Linked DNA regions of Homo sapiens: region 2 is linked to region 1. Evidence: read pairs that join two places in POLR2A ChIA-PET (ENCODE). Cell type or tissue: PC-9. All regions are shown on one strand.

Region 1 (8,000 bases):
GATGCTAATGATGTTTAGCAATAATTATAATTGCTTCTTTTAAAGTAAGACATCCTGACCAATGCTGCTATGCTTAACATGCCTTTATCTCTTTGTTAATGAGGTTTCCTTTTTTCCAGATGCCAAGTCTCAACCAAGTGTTCAGTTTTCAAAAGCCTTAATTAAACTTCCTGACAACCATCATATTAGCAACGTTACTGGCTATCTTACAGTTCTACAACAGTTTTTGAAAGTGGACAATTTTCTGCATACAACTGGAATTACTCTCAATAAACCAGGTATTATCTACTTTTTGTATAATATAGTTATAAGAAACATTAGTACACAAATCTTTCATCAAATATTTAGCTATCTATAATAGCTTATAATATATAAGCTATGGATAATACACATCATTTGAGACATAAATCTAGTTATTAAAATGTATATAATAAAAAATTCCCTTTAATGAAATATATCTTATTCAATGAAAGAAAAATTCAGCATACATTATTTCAAATGCATGGAAATTTTGATTTCTTTTAAATTTATTAAATTTTATTTGATCCAAAGCAGGTAAGGTATAGAAAATAGTTATGATTATTGTATAGCTTTGAAAATTTAATACATTCAAAAATTAAAATTCAGTTTGTATTTTTTTCATAATTTGATGTATTCATTTTTATCCAACTGATGAGAAGTGTCAATAATTGAGATAGAAAAAAGTTTATAGATTGGAGTAAGCTATTGTAAATATTTGCTATTCTCTGTGTAAAATATAAATATTGAAAATATATGTATTCTAGAGTCAACAGCACTCATATATTTCTATAAGGCTGTCATAATATAATTTCTATAAGGCTGTCATAATATAAAAGTTAGTGGAACAATGGAATTTTACATTTAAAAATACATTCATAAATAAACCCTTTACAAACATCATTTCCCTCTGTACATCCACACTTGTTCCACCATTTTTTTTTTCTTTTGAGACAGGGTCTTGCTCTGTTTCCCAAGCTGGAGTGCAGTGGCATGATTTTGGTTCACTGCAGCCTTAACCACCAAGGTTCGAGTGATCTTCCTACCTAAGCCTCCCAAGTAGCTGGGACTACAGGCATGCACCACCACACCCAGCTAATCTTTTTTATTTTTTGTAGGGATGGGGTTTCGCCATGTTGCCTAGGCTGGTCTTTAACTCCTGTGCTCAACAATCCGCCCACCTCAGCCTCCCAAGGTGCTGGGATTACAGGCATGAGCCACCTCGCCAGGCCTGTTCTACCATTTTTACCACTCATTGTAACCTAACTGAAAATCCACTGTTTAAAATCACCTCAAACAGTCTATAATTCTGATAGTTTCTTTTTTTTTTTTTTCAGATATTTTGTTCATTTCATTTGAGGAACAGCCAGCAATGAGTGATAACAGGAAATAAGTATTTTGGTTAGATAGAGTTTTGTTTTGCCTGTTGGAGTTGATGCTATCAGTGCCCCAGCCAGATGACACTTATTATTCTGTTACAAACCTGCTTTTCCTACTGCACACATCTGTGACTGCCTGAGGGCATTCCTTGGTTCCAAGAAGCAGACTTGGCCATCACATGGGGCAAGCTGTCAACCAATGACAGACAAAAGTTGGTGTGGCTAGGACAACTCTGAGCCAGTGTATGTCCCCAGTGGAACTGAGCTGGAGTTACCACAGTGATAACCTGCTTGTTAACACATCCTGTACTGGCTCCCTTCCTTCCTGCTGAATTACGCTTCTGTTAGTGATAGGTGCTTCCTGGGATTACTTACCAAATAAACTATTTGCCCTCAAATTATTATCTCAGGGTCTGCTGCTTGAGGAAGCCAAACTAAGACATCAGCCAAGATTTTCCAGATGTAACCTACAGGATGGTGTAAATAAAAGCATTTACTAGAATGGTATCTGTACACACTATCACAAATGAAGCTCATGGCGCTGGAGGATGTTCATGGACAAGACTCACTAGATTCAGTGGGAAAGGGTCAGAATGAACTGTTTCCCAACACTCTATTACCTGCTTTTGAGAGTATTCATTAATAGTTTTGATTATCCTGAGAATGCTGCTATCATTTAAAAAGTTCTAGAGCAGTGCTGCCAAATGGAAATATTCTTCTCTGTCCAACATGTGGCTGTTGTGCTCTTGAAACATGACCAGTGCACTGAGGAAGTTAAATAGCCACATGCAGTTAGTGGTCACTTTATTAGATTACACAGTTCTAGAGTTCCATGAGGATAAAAATGTCCTTTCATAAAAGTTCTGTTCTCCTTCTCATTGTTTTTTTCAGTCTTTTTTCCCTTGCACCATTCTTTTCTCCTCTGACTTGACTTTATCTTAAATGCTGGTGTGTCAGTTTCAACAGTTTGTAAAGCCACTGACTGCACGGAGCTGAGGGGTGAGGTTGAAGCAGGTACTTCAGAAAGCCAGCCAACTGGTTTTACTGAGTAGTTTGATGTAGTTACTTAACAATTTATATAACATTTGATTTGTGCTTGCAGTGGATGGCTTACAAGCATGCCAGCCTATAAAATATGTATGGCACTGCTTTGCTCATTTAATATTTGTCTTTCAGGTAATTTAGTACAGTTAATTCTTATATTTAATTGAAAATTTTCAGTAAGCCACTACTTGGCCTGTTTGACGGCTGAAGCCATTCCAGATGATAAGCAGTCATGATAATGAGGACTCTTTCTGTGGCTGCCAAGACCCTCCACTCTTGCCTGTCTCCCCTGCTGCCCTCTAGCCCTGTGGCCACCTTTCTTTCCTGCACCTGCCAAGATCACTTCTAATTTGGAGGCTTTGGACTTGTTTATTCTGCCTGGAAAGTTCTTGAAGGTTCTTCCCATTTGGCTGCAGCTCAGATGTGCCCTCCTCAGAGAGGAGGCCTTTCTTGACCGCCTAATTATGTGCCTTTTCTAGATTATCATGCACTTACATTTGGGTGGGGGAAAAAACTGATGAGGAGTAAATACATGGGGGCAAAAAAGGATATTTGATAGGAATTATTATGAAAAAATATTGCAGACAATATCAGAAATATATTTACTGTGTCTTTGGGGCCCATATGAGTACATGGTGCTGGTAGGGACTTTGTAAATATTTGTTAAATGAATGAACAAATTTCTAGTTTTGAAGCCAAAGATTCAAAAGTGTAGACCAAAAGCAAATAGATAAAAAGTATACTTTCTCCCATCTATTTGTAGAAATACTGTAATTTTAACATCTGTAATAGTTTTATTCTTCATAAATATTCTGGTATATATTATAACTTTGTTTGGCATTGCTAATATTTCAAAAGCAAAAGAAAGGCACTTTCTGCTCCCTCTCTCCGCCCAGAGTAACAGACATCTATAGATAGTTCCTGATATTTAAGAAAGCGTACTGTAAATTGTATTAGTAAATCTTTAAAACCTTAGGCAAAACAATATAACCAATTCTGTTATCTCCCTTTCTCCTGCTTTTCAAGCTTTGAAGTCTAGTATTATATTTAAAATCTAAGTTTATATTCTTTCAGTTGTATGAATAATCAAGTATATTAACACAATTTTTATCAAGTAATATTACAGTGATTTTGTTTCATGTTTAATTGCCAAACCTATCCATTAAAAATTGTACTTTTAATCTGAATGCTTTTTATGTAAGAAGTGCAACTTTTAATCTGAATGCTTTTTATGTAAGAAGTGCAACTTTTAATCTGAATGCTTTTTATGTAAGAAGTGCAGCTAGATCTGTGGGTTCTAGCACTCCTTGAAACAGATGGTCTTGGAAAAGAGAGGGTGAGATATTTCAAATCTACATCTGCATTGATGGTGTATGATAGAGCCTTTATGGAATATGGTACTATAGTGAGATGGGGTTTTTTTGGTTGTTGCTTTTTAGATTTATAAAAAATATTGAATTGGATTCTAGTGCCCCTTACATCAGATGACTTAGATAACTTAGGCTCATATTGATTTGTCAGTGTTACATTGCATAGCCTATATTTAGACAATATTTTAAAATTACATTTAAAAAATCCTTAATGTGTATTCAGTATCTATTTGATATTAAAATAGATAACCCTTGGTGAAATAGAGGAACTATTTATTTTAGACCTATAATAATTAGGTAACTACCACCTCTGTTTACATATGATTTTAATAAACTGTCTTCTTTTATAGGTTTTGAAAACATTGAATTGACTCCTCTTGCTGCAATATGTGTGAAAATATATTCTGGAGGAAAAGAACTAAAGGTCAATGGCTCTATTCAAGTTTCTCTTCCTCTTCTACGTCTGAATGATATAAGTGCAGGGGATCGCATACCTGCTTGGACATTTGATATGAACACAGGTATGTGAGCTAGGTTAAAATAGTCTGAATATTTTACATATTTGTCAATTGACTAGCTGGATGTTTTATCTTAGAACTTGATACAGCTCTAGTTTTTTAGTAACATCACAAATGTATTTGTTAGTGACCAAAATTGACTTCACTTTGATTAATATAATACAACCATTGGGCAAATGATGGGAATACACATGTCAAAAAAATAGCATTATTTATTCATTCCCTTACCTTTTTGTAGCACCACCATTTTGAGGTAGAAATAATTTTTTAAAATTATCTCTCTTCTTAGAAGTTTGTTTTTGTTTTGATAAGCTCATAATACCTATCTAAAAGCGTGGTTTAAGGCCATAGGGAAATGTATGCTAGTTTCATGAAAATAAGTAACATTATGTTATTAAGAGATAGAAAAAGTAATTGTTTTTCCAAAGAAACCCCTTAGATACTAGTTTTGTTTTCTGGGTTTCGCCTCCTAAATAGCAGCTGGAAATATATGTATATTTTCATCCTCAGCTTCCCTTTGTTTTTGTTCATGGGTTCCCATGTAAATAAGGTAGGAGTGTAAGTTACCAAAAAAAGACAGAAAAAGGAAAATGATCAGCCCACAACTGAAAAGTTTACAGGTAGGACTTCCTTGGGTGAGTCATGCTACAGTCTAGATAGTTTCACAGGGCTTGGGCTTGGTTTCTCTCCTCCTTCACTCTCATCTGTTTGCTCTGTATTAGCACCTTTCTAGGATGGGATTTCCCTTCAGACTGACAAGAAGGCTGTAGGTGCTCTAACGTTATACTTTGCCAGGTTGAAGGCCAGTAGAGATTTTCTTAGGAGCTATATATAGCAGAAGCCCTTGGACTCACTGTAGTTGTAGAGTGGAGTTTGCATGCCCATCTTAGAACCTGTCTTTGTGACCTGCAAATTGAATGCACAGATTTATTTAGACTTTAGGTCACATGTTGAAGCTGGATGGGACCCTAAACTGATCATGTTGGCTGAGAATAGGGCGCAATAGATCCTCAAAACTTGAAATGGGATTTCCTGTTAGGTAATAAGGCCCCCAAAACACATACGTTTTCACTATAGAGAATATAAGCAGTAATATATCTATGTTTTAAAGAAAGAGTGGAAACTATATAACCACGGTAGTATGCTACTGAAATCATTAGATTAAGAACTCTAAGATTTGGAATCTAGTCTGTTTACCAGCAGTACTACTTGGAATAAGTCATTTAACTTATTTGGGCCTCAATTTCCTGATTTGTTGAATGAGGAAGTCGTGTTAAGGCACTTAAAAAAAGAATATCTGCTGTTTGAGTCCTAGTTGCTGATTGTTCTTTCTGGCCAAGGCATCTATCTCTAATGTACCTTTCAGTGACAACATTTTTTGAATTGATTTATCACTGATGTAACACTTGTGGACTATTTAAAAGCAATAGATTAAATTATTCTCATTTTCCAGTTTCTCTACCTTATTAAAATACTTTTTTACATGTTATAGATAATTCACTATAATAAATCAATAAACCATAATACAAATATACACCAAACTCAAATAGCTTTGTTATGCTATTTATAAATAAAACTTCATAAAAGGTACAGGTTTTACTGAATTCTTTTTTCTTTTGACAGCAAATTTTACTGGATGAGGTAACATTTATTGAAAGTTTAGAAGATCTAGTTCTATAAGAACAATACCAACAGTACTAGACCGAGACAATATTTAGTAAAAAATTAAGGCCATAAAACAGTATATTTAATCAGAATATCAGATAAGAGCTATCTTAATATCCACAGTTTAAATAGAATCTGGAGAGTCATGATTTTTCTAAGTATGTCTGTGTCCTTAGTTTATTTTATTATTATTTTTTTTCAAGACAGAGTCTTGCCCTGTCACCCAGGCTGGAGTGCAGTGGCGCACTCTCAGCTCACTGCAACCTCCACCTCCCAGGCTCAAGCGATTCTCCTGCCTCAGCCTCCTGAGTATGTGGGATTACAGGCATGTGCTACCACGCCTGGCTAATTTTTGTGTTTTTAATAACTATTTTGTTTTAATATAAAATGACAACTTTTTTGGAATGACAATTCTTAATTAGTATGCCAAAAACATGTATTAATATCAAGAAATGTGAAAATTTAGTACTTTTTAATTTTAAAACTCACAAAATTAATAGATAAGTTTTTCATGAATTCCATGATTAAGGCTTTGTGATCCACTTATTTGAAGGTCTGATTCTAAGGTGAGTTTATTTCAGTACCTATTACAATAATAGGTGTCATAATTGATAATTTTTGTGTTTTTAATAGAGACGGGGTTTCACCATGTTGGCCAGACTGGTCTTGAACACCTGATCTTGTGATCCGCCTGCCTTGGCCTCCCAAAGTGCTGGGATTACCAGCTTGAGCCACCGCACCTGGCCATCCTTAGTTTATTTACAGTGTTTTTTGGTCACAACAAATCATTCTAATTATTCTATTACAGTATATACTATATTATAATATGATGTGATATATATTAGCCTATGATTATATATTGCCACAGTTTTCATAATCTTTGAAAAAGTCCCATAATGTATTCTGTGCATGACCATCAGTTCTTAAGATATAACTGTAACAAGTATTTTTTACATACCTTTTTAGGTGCTTGGGTAAATCATGGTCGGGGAATGGTCAAGGAACATAACAATCATTTAATCTGGACATATGATGCACCACATTTGGGGTACTGGATAGCAGCTCCACTTCCAGGAACTAGAGGTATTGTAAAAAATGAAAGTAATTAAAACATGTAATTCAAATAGTCTTGCTGGAACGGATAGCAGCAGACCTCAGTTTTATTCTAAGCACTGCCACTTACCAGCTATATGACAATGGGAAAGGAACTTGATCTCAGCTTATTTTTTTTTCATGTGTATCAGATTAAGCGCCATGAACTCTAAGGTCTCTTATAGTTATATCTGATGAATCTGTGAAGAATGAAGTTTGTTCAAATCAAGTATTTTCTTAGTTTACTTCTTTTTATGAATAAATTCTGCCCAAATCAGTTAGAGCTTTTGGTTGCAAGCAACAGAAAAAGATTTTGACTAATTTAAAAATATGCTATATTAGAAGGATGTAGGGAGTTCATAGGATCCTAGGAAAGGCTGAAGAACCAGATGCTGAAAGGCAGGACTCCTTGCCGTGCCAGATGGCCTAGTTAGCAGGCCTGCTTGACTACCTTTGCCAGGTTGCTGCTGTGTGGTGGCTGACTCTAACCCTTTCCAGTATTTTCCTTGTACTGTTCCTGATCATTCTAGAGCTGAAGAATGATCATCCTATTGGCCCACTTTTGGGTCTCAAGCACACATGTTACTTGGTGGGGATTGAGGAGGAGAGGAAGGGCTCTTGGAAGTCTGCAGACACTATCATTCAAGAAAAGACTGAGGATGTATTAAATCAAGCTTGTCCAACCCCCAGTCCACAGGCTGTATGCAACCTAAGACAGCTTTGAATGAGACCCAACACAAATTTGTAAATTTCCTAAAAACATTGAGTTTTTTAAATGATTTTTTTTAAGTTCATGAGCTATCAATGTATTTTATGTGTGGCCCAAGGCAGCCAAAAGATTGGACACCCCTGTACTAAATGAAAATTGGTCTGACATTTTGAACAGAAGGAAGATGGAGGCTGGGGAGCAAAAC
Region 2 (8,000 bases), 85 kb before region 1:
CTATCTTTCCTGACAGCATATTTTAATACTATGGCTGCTTCAATGCCAGCTAAGTCCTTTTTTTCCCCTATAGAGTGATATCAGCCAAATATCTCTATATTACAGTTTTATTAATATTTTATACATATGTCTCATTGCAAACTTAAGATACTCATCTAACATTCTAACTGGGAATGTTATACATACCTTATCACTAGTTAATTTGTTATCTGTAAAGTCCACACTTTGATCTAATCAAGCGTTGATTTATATTTGGCATGATGTAAAGAATCACCATATAGTTCTTCTAATAGTCCTTTTTTAAAAAGGCTTATAGCAACTGCTTATATCTAGGTAATTGAATTAATTCACGTATATTTTTGTGTTTCCTTCAAATTAAAACGACAGTTACGAATCTTTGTCCAATATATAGCCACTTGCAAGCCTCATGTGGCTTCTGAGCACTTGAAATGGGCTTAGTGTCACTGAGGAACTGATTTTTAAATTTTATTTAATTTTAATTAATTTAACGTTAAAAGCTGATGCTTAATTCTCTTACTGCAAAACTTTTAGTAAGTTTAGAACAACTTGAGTATTTGAATCTACATTTTCAACTGTGAATTATATGAATTGTAAATGCAAAGAAAATTTCTAATAAAACCTAAGTATTTGAATTTAGATGTGCTAAAAGTATATAATACATTCTGGATTTTGAAGACAGTAAGAAACAGAATGCAAAATATTCCACTGATAATTTTTAAGTGATTCCATGTAAAAATGACAATATTTTAAATATTGTTAAGGGCTGAACTGAGTTCCCCCAAAATGTGTATGTTGAAGCCTTAATTCCGGACATTCCTTGTGACTTGGAAGTTTACAATCATCATCCTTTTTTTAAAGGACTCTATCTTTCTTTTCCTTTAAATCCTTTTCTCTCTTCTTTTTGTCTGCTTCTGTGCTTGAAGCCCTTTGGATGTTACCAGTAGGCAAAGCAAAAATGGCCTCATCTTTATTTTCCATTCTTTTCTTAATTTTTATGTTTCTTCTTTCACATCCTATCCAGCTCCTCTGCTTTTTTCCCACTGTTTCTCTCTTTTGGGTGTTTCCATTTTGCTCTAGCTGGAACATTCTCCTGGCCAGATCTAGTGGGGAAAAAGTTCAGGTCTTTGTTTTTTTCACCTACCCTGATTGGTTAACTATAATGCTTCAAGTTCCTTTTCCTTCATCTTTTTCCAAATGACCATGCAATGCTGGACTCATTTTATCCAGTTTCTTTTGCCCCTTGGTCTCTCTGCCTGTCTGAATTGCTGCTGAATATCTACAGCTCCTTATTCTTTTATCCTCTGCAGCCCTATTTCCTGATATTGGTAGAGGCACAGTCCATAATGAGAAACTCTAGAAGGGAGTCTATTTTGCCCAACATCTCACAACTTAACTAGCAGCAGGGTAAAAATGAAGCCTCATTTCTTGGCTATTACTTTCTTTTCTACACCAGTCTTCATTCAAATATGATAACAGCTTAATCTGAGATAAAACTGAAAGGTTCCAAGGAACTGTATCATATCCTATGAATCTTTTTCTTCTTTCTCTTTCTTGACTGGCTACACTGACCTGCTTAAAAATAAGTGGCCATGGTCTCTTTTGCATTCAGGTATACAACAAACAAGCTGATGAGTATCTGAAAATATATACATGTGTACATATAGGCTTAACCACATAGATATTGATAAACACTGCTTATGCCACCTGCATTGGTATTTTTCATGTAGAAAAATAAAATGTTTTTTTCTAGGCTCACATTCTACTTGACTGTGGTGAAGACAATGTCTGTAAACCCAAGCTGGAAGTTTCTGTAGATAGGTAAGTTTTGCTTGAAATAATAATGTAGTAAGAAATTTAAATGGAAGGGCACATTTTTCTATTCAAAGGACTAACATATTTTAACGAGAATTAGTTATCCTGGAGGGTAATGCCTGATTTTCTATAACACTAAAACTATCAATATTGAGCTTCTAAAGAAAATATCCACTGTGTTTTCACTAGTTGCCTAGGTTGAAAGAGTTATTACCATTCAACTTTGGGTAATATCACAAAATAATATTGTATCATTTTAAAGATACACTTCATCATAAACATTCTTTGAACTCAAGGAATATCCTTACCATTTTGTAAGGCATATGAATTATAAAGAATATTGTGAGAATTATGACACGTGATTAATTTAGCTTTTAGAAAAATATTGGGGAATTACAAAGTACATGTAATTCACTTCAGTAATAGATATGAATGATAGTGATATATTAGTGGCATCAATGTTTATTTTTATTGAGAGAAGCATTCGATTTGCACCCAGTGTGCTATTTTCTGTTTTCTATCAAGCTGTGAAGTAGTCTTAAAATACCTTGAGACACTGTTGAACATGTCAGTGCTGTGTATTTATCTCTTCTTTCTTTGAACAGTCATACTTTCCCCATGTAGTCTTTTTTTCTCAGTCTGGATTTGTATTGTTAACTTGTAGTGATCAAAAGAAGATCTATATTGGGGATGACAACCCTCTGACATTGATTGTTAAGGCTCAGAATCAAGGAGAAGGTGCCTACGAAGCTGAGCTCATCGTTTCCATTCCACTGCAGGCTGATTTCATCGGGGTTGTCCGAAACAATGAAGTAAGCAGGCTGCCTCTTTAAAAATTGAAATGCACTCACGGATCTTATTAACATTAATGAGCTGTTCCCCTATTTAGTGAAGCACAAGCTTAGCTATTCTACCTAAGGCTAAATTGATAGACAATGGAGTGCCTATCTTACATAATTCCTTTTAAGCCTAATACTTTGCATAATGCATTGATATGACATTTTTAGAATTGCAAGCTAAGTGCCTGGAAACAAGGTTAGATAGATAAAGTGTCTAAGCCTGTCCATCAAATTATTTGTCAGAGGCTGTATGGTTTTGTATGGTAGTCCTCTAGGGATCTTTCAGAAACACTTCTGCATTTCCATGTGGCAATTGTACCCAATTCTGGCTTTTTCCTTACCTCCTGGTTTGCTCAACTAGATTTATTTGCTTAGGACAAGAAACTGAAATATCCAACTGCGTGATACTTTATTTCCTTTCATATCCATTTTTTTTTTTTTTTTTGGTCTATCAAAGGCCTTAGCAAGACTTTCCTGTGCATTTAAGACAGAAAACCAAACTCGCCAGGTGGTATGTGACCTTGGAAACCCAATGAAGGCTGGAACTCAAGTAAGACAATTTAATTAAACGGATTTTTCTCCCTGGCAAATAGAAAAGCATATTGTTGTCTGGGCTCATAGTAATTTTTAAAAATAAACACTTCAAAACAATGTCCTTAAATTGGTTTCGATATAATAGTTAAATGATTAGCAGAGTTTTGCTTAGTTTTAACTAAGATACGAAAACAATTGGTTGTGCTCCTACACGGTTTGCAATCAGCTGCTCTTTATGCCTCCTTCACTTTAGTGAATGGATGAGAACGTGGTTTAAACTAAGGACTGAAATAATAATTTTTGCTATTTTACACTGATGCCTTAATGGATCCTGAAAAGCTACTCTGGCAACTACCAAGACTGTCAATCCTAGGTGAGCTAGATTCCATCACAGGCCCCACACAGAGGATCAAAGTGAAGGTCAGTTAAATCAGGCTCCCCTTCAGATGGTGGAGCAGGGTGCCCAGGAGCTTGAAAAGAAGCAGCCAATGGCTTGCTTTCCGAATCCTCTAAAAAGTAAACAAAATATACCTTGTAGAATTTCTAGTAGCAAGGACAAAATGGCAGCATATGCTGTGTGACTTTTTCAATAGAATTTATTTAATGACTTATTGATACTGGTACTTTGAAGATCTGTGGTAATACAGGTCTAAATATTCCATATTTCTTTAGTATGTTTTCTATTACAAGTCATTAGTATTTCTAGATGTATGGTATCTTAGGGATGAGAACTTGAACAAATTACCCTAAGTTCAGTTTTTCACGTGTATTCAATGTTTTATTAACAATGAGCATGCCTTTTATTTTCTCATATTCTCATTCTCTCTAACTTTCTGGTTATTATATAGTTTCTGCTTATTACAAGTAGCCAGCTCCAGGTTTTGTGGAGTGGGAGGCAGAACCCAGGAAGTACTGTTTTTATATGTCATTTGTGTGATCCCCAAGAAGCCTTCTTTTTTGTACCTGGTGGTTCAATTGTTTTATTTAAAATCTACCAATTTTCTGCCTGCAGGAATTAGGATATTTGGTGTTGGGAGTGTTATGAGAGGTGTGTGGAGAAATTCTGGTTGTGGCCCTACTCATGCCTTCTTTAGCCATGTTCCCTTACTCTAGTAAACCATCCATTTCTTCTTTCCTGGCCTATGAACACAGCACATACTTTGGTGGTTAGCTTCGTGTTATCAAATTATTGTACCCAGTTGCTAGACTTTCACTGGATCAACAAACATTTACTTTTGCACTTTTTAGAAAGATGGTTAGTATTATAAGGAGGTATAATTATGATTAATAATTGTTGTTAAATAGGCTCTCTTATGGATTGGTCCAGGTATATTAAGTAAAATAGGTTTGATAGAAAATAAGATTTAGTTATCTTTGTTCAGTTTTATTGTAAGCTCAGAAAAACCCCATTTTAGAACATTATTTTTTATTTAGACATTGGATTTGAAATTTTGCTAATTAGACATTGACTAGCATTACTATCTTTTCCTCTCTCCTTTAGCTCTTAGCTGGTCTTCGTTTCAGTGTGCACCAGCAGTCAGAGATGGATACTTCTGTGAAATTTGACTTACAAATCCAAAGGTATGAAAACAACTTATATTCACTTATAACTATCAAATAAATATTATTTGTTGTAAATATACTATGTAATATACTTTAAATATAAAGTAGCAGATTAAATTTTATTGCTTGACTATAGCATTTTAAAATCAATATTTACATTATAAGAATAATTTTATTGTCAGATTTGAGTTTGTAAAACAAAATTTAAAATCCAGAAAGAAAATGTTCATCTTCTTGGAATTAAGTGTTAATGAAAATAACTATTTTGAGGTATAAGCTTTACACTTGTTTCGTTTGTTAATTTTTAGTTTCACTGGGTTTGCCTCTGTATGTTCTTGGTTGTTATGCATAATTCATTTTTAAGTTTTTTTTTTTCTTTTTCAGCTCAAATCTATTTGACAAAGTAAGCCCAGTTGTATCTCACAAAGTTGATCTTGCTGTTTTAGCTGCAGTTGAGATAAGAGGGTCAGTATGAATACTTAGTTGAGTATCTCATTCTCATGATTGCTTTTTAAAGGTAACTGTCAGGCCTTAGCCTTTTCTGGACAATAGACCCTGCATGTTTAGTGGTGGTTTTACTAGGGCATTAGCTTCTGTAGAAATAAAATCCTAGGTATGTTCCAAACCCCCAATACTGGGTGATCCTCAAAAGGAACAAGACATGGCAACAACATGCACAAAATAATTTTGTTGAACTTTTACACAAATTGTCAATTCACCTGTTACGTGTACATTTCATAAGAGCAGTTTTTGTGCATGTGTGTGTTCATTAGTTTTCTTTTAAAGTATTTTTTAAAATTAAATCTAATTTTATTTATTTGAGTAATGAATATGGGGTACTTTTGAAAATGAACTGACTATATCATTTTGATATTCATGGTAGGTTTTCTTTGGTCATTGTTTAGAGTCTCGAGTCCTGATCATGTCTTTCTTCCGATTCCAAACTGGGAGCACAAGGAGAACCCTGAGACTGAAGAAGATGTTGGGCCAGTTGTTCAGCACATCTATGAGGTTTGCAGTTGTTAGATTTTACTCAAACCTCGTGAGCAAGCCAACGAAGAGAGGAACAACTAAGCTACTTTAAAAAAAAAATTCTATGTAATTTTTATGTAAACTCTACATTGGTTAAGTATGTGTCAGAGATTTCTTTGAATATTTTCCCTATACATAAATTCATTTTTATTTGACAAATAGACTTGTTTAAATAAAGCAGTTTATATAATTTGTTGTTTAAAATAAATTAGTTCTACTTGAATAAAGAAATGTCATTGGTACTTTCTCATGGGCATTTTGTAGTTCTGGCTAAAAATTGAAAATACCTATGGCAAATAATCAAAACTATTTCTATAGGAAGAAATTTTCTTTGTCATCCTTCATTAATAACTTTTAAATATTTTGCCTTTTGTTTATACATACATACATATATATATATATATATATATATATATATATTTTTTTTTTTTTTTTTTTTTTTTTTTGAGGTGAAGTCTTGCTCTGTCGCCCAGGCTGGAGTGCAGTGGCGCGATCTCAGCTCACTGCAAACTCCACCTCCCGGGTTCAAGCGATTCTCCTGCCTCAGCTTGCTGAGTAGCTGGGATTACACGTGTGCACCACCATGCCCGGCTAATTTTTGTATTTTTAGTAGGGACAGGGTTTCACCGACAGGTTTCACCACGTTGGCCAGGCTGGACATGAACTCCTGACCTCAAGAGATCCGCCCGCCTCGGCCTCCCAAAGTGCTGGGATTACAGGCATGAGCCACTGTGCCCAACCTTGTTTATATTTTTATCCTGACACATATTACTCTGTGTTAGAGACAAATGTTGAGTTTGATCATTTTTGCATAAAAATGGTCACATTGTAATTAGAGGTTAACTGTGGAAATTGCTGTTATTTAAAACCTATTGCTAACATGATTTCTAAAGTTGATGTAGGGGAAGGATTATGGAACAGATTTTTGCCCAAGGTGTAGATACATTTTCTTTTTTCTCCTTAGCTGAGAAACAATGGTCCAAGTTCATTCAGCAAGGCAATGCTCCATCTTCAGTGGCCTTACAAATATAATAATAACACTCTGTTGTATATCCTTCATTATGATATTGATGGACCAATGAACTGCACTTCAGATATGGAGATCAACCCTTTGAGAATTAAGGTAATATGCTTAATAGCAGCTCTTCATTACAATGATATTTCATTGCCTTCTTTCTAAACCTGTAAAAGAAATTCATAAAATAAAACAACTATTTTAATATAAAACCCACTCTGCAAAAAATGGTTTAGTTCATAAGCAGTACACTTAGGATAAGTTCATTTGTATAATGGGTAAGAATTGATTCTGTGATGTCTAGTGAACCACATCTTCATAGAGTGCTTACTGAGCCTCATGAGATGTGTCCTTCAGTGACTCAGTTTGACCTTGGCTCCATCACGTTGTTGTTTCTTCAGGGCATAATATCACATCAAGGGTGTTTTGTTGTTAAAATTTCTACCTTTGGGATAAGCTATACCATTTTACTCATGATTATCTTGACTTTTGGATATAGTCATCTCCATCATAGATTTGCACTAGAAACTATTACACAATATGATCTAAGGAAAGGTGAAGAAACAAAATAAAAGATATACCCATGATTGACATCACAAATGTACTGTGGAATTTCAGGCCATTTCTGTATGTTTCATCAGTTTCCACTCTAGCTAAGCAAGGGCTGAAAATAATGGTTAGGGAGAGCTAACTTTTTTGGTACATATTAAAGACTCTAATCTTTATTTTCTGTCCTTACTGCTCACTATATACTGAGTGGTAAATATTCTGTCATACTAAATTTTCATTCACTATTTTTTAATCATATCTAAGAGTTTATATCAAAATGCTGATGTAAAATGTTTTTCATTATCATTTACCACCATTTTATTAATGTGATTGCATTAGATCTCATCTTTGCAAACAACTGAAAAGAATGACACGGTTGCCGGGCAAGGTGAGCGGGACCATCTCATCACTAAGCGGGATCTTGCCCTCAGTGAAGGAGATATTCACACTTTGGTAAGTGCCATTTCAAATATGTGCACCATAGACATTTAAAAATATGTGACTATAGAACTGACGCCAAAGAACATTTCAAAAATAACAACAGCTGTGCTTGAACAACTACATTTATTTTTATACCATGCATTCCTCTCACTTTCCTTTTTCCTAGTCAGATTAATGCCATATTTTCTTCAAAT

The links. Peaks named below come from ENCODE experiments on the same cell type or tissue, not always from the same donor. Only the 100,000 strongest peaks of a DNase experiment are listed, where the experiment ranks them.
Region 2: POLR2A ChIA-PET joins it to region 1 with 5 read pairs; 2 of 35 experiments call an interaction of 5 or more read pairs at or near these places.

The regions. Positions count from the first base shown.
Region 1 is chr2:186,746,973-186,754,972 of GRCh38, forward strand. It overlaps FAM171B (family with sequence similarity 171 member B), which reads left to right. Exons shown (of 8, transcript NM_177454.4): 4 at 120-278; 5 at 4,162-4,332; 6 at 6,961-7,077. Among named protein-coding and RNA genes, the nearest start is that of FAM171B, 57 kb to the left of the region's middle. In PC-9, no CTCF peak of the experiment used is centred here; DNase peaks (open chromatin) are centred at 4,319 and 4,989; H3K27ac peaks cover 1,408 bases.
Region 2 is chr2:186,661,997-186,669,996 of GRCh38, forward strand. It overlaps ITGAV (integrin subunit alpha V), which reads left to right. Exons shown (of 30, transcript NM_002210.5): 19 at 1,772-1,839; 20 at 2,498-2,645; 21 at 3,130-3,222; 22 at 4,708-4,787; 23 at 5,154-5,234; 24 at 5,675-5,780; 25 at 6,766-6,924; 26 at 7,705-7,818. Among named protein-coding and RNA genes, the nearest start is that of FAM171B, 28 kb to the right of the region's middle. In PC-9, no CTCF peak of the experiment used is centred here; no DNase peak of the experiment used is centred here.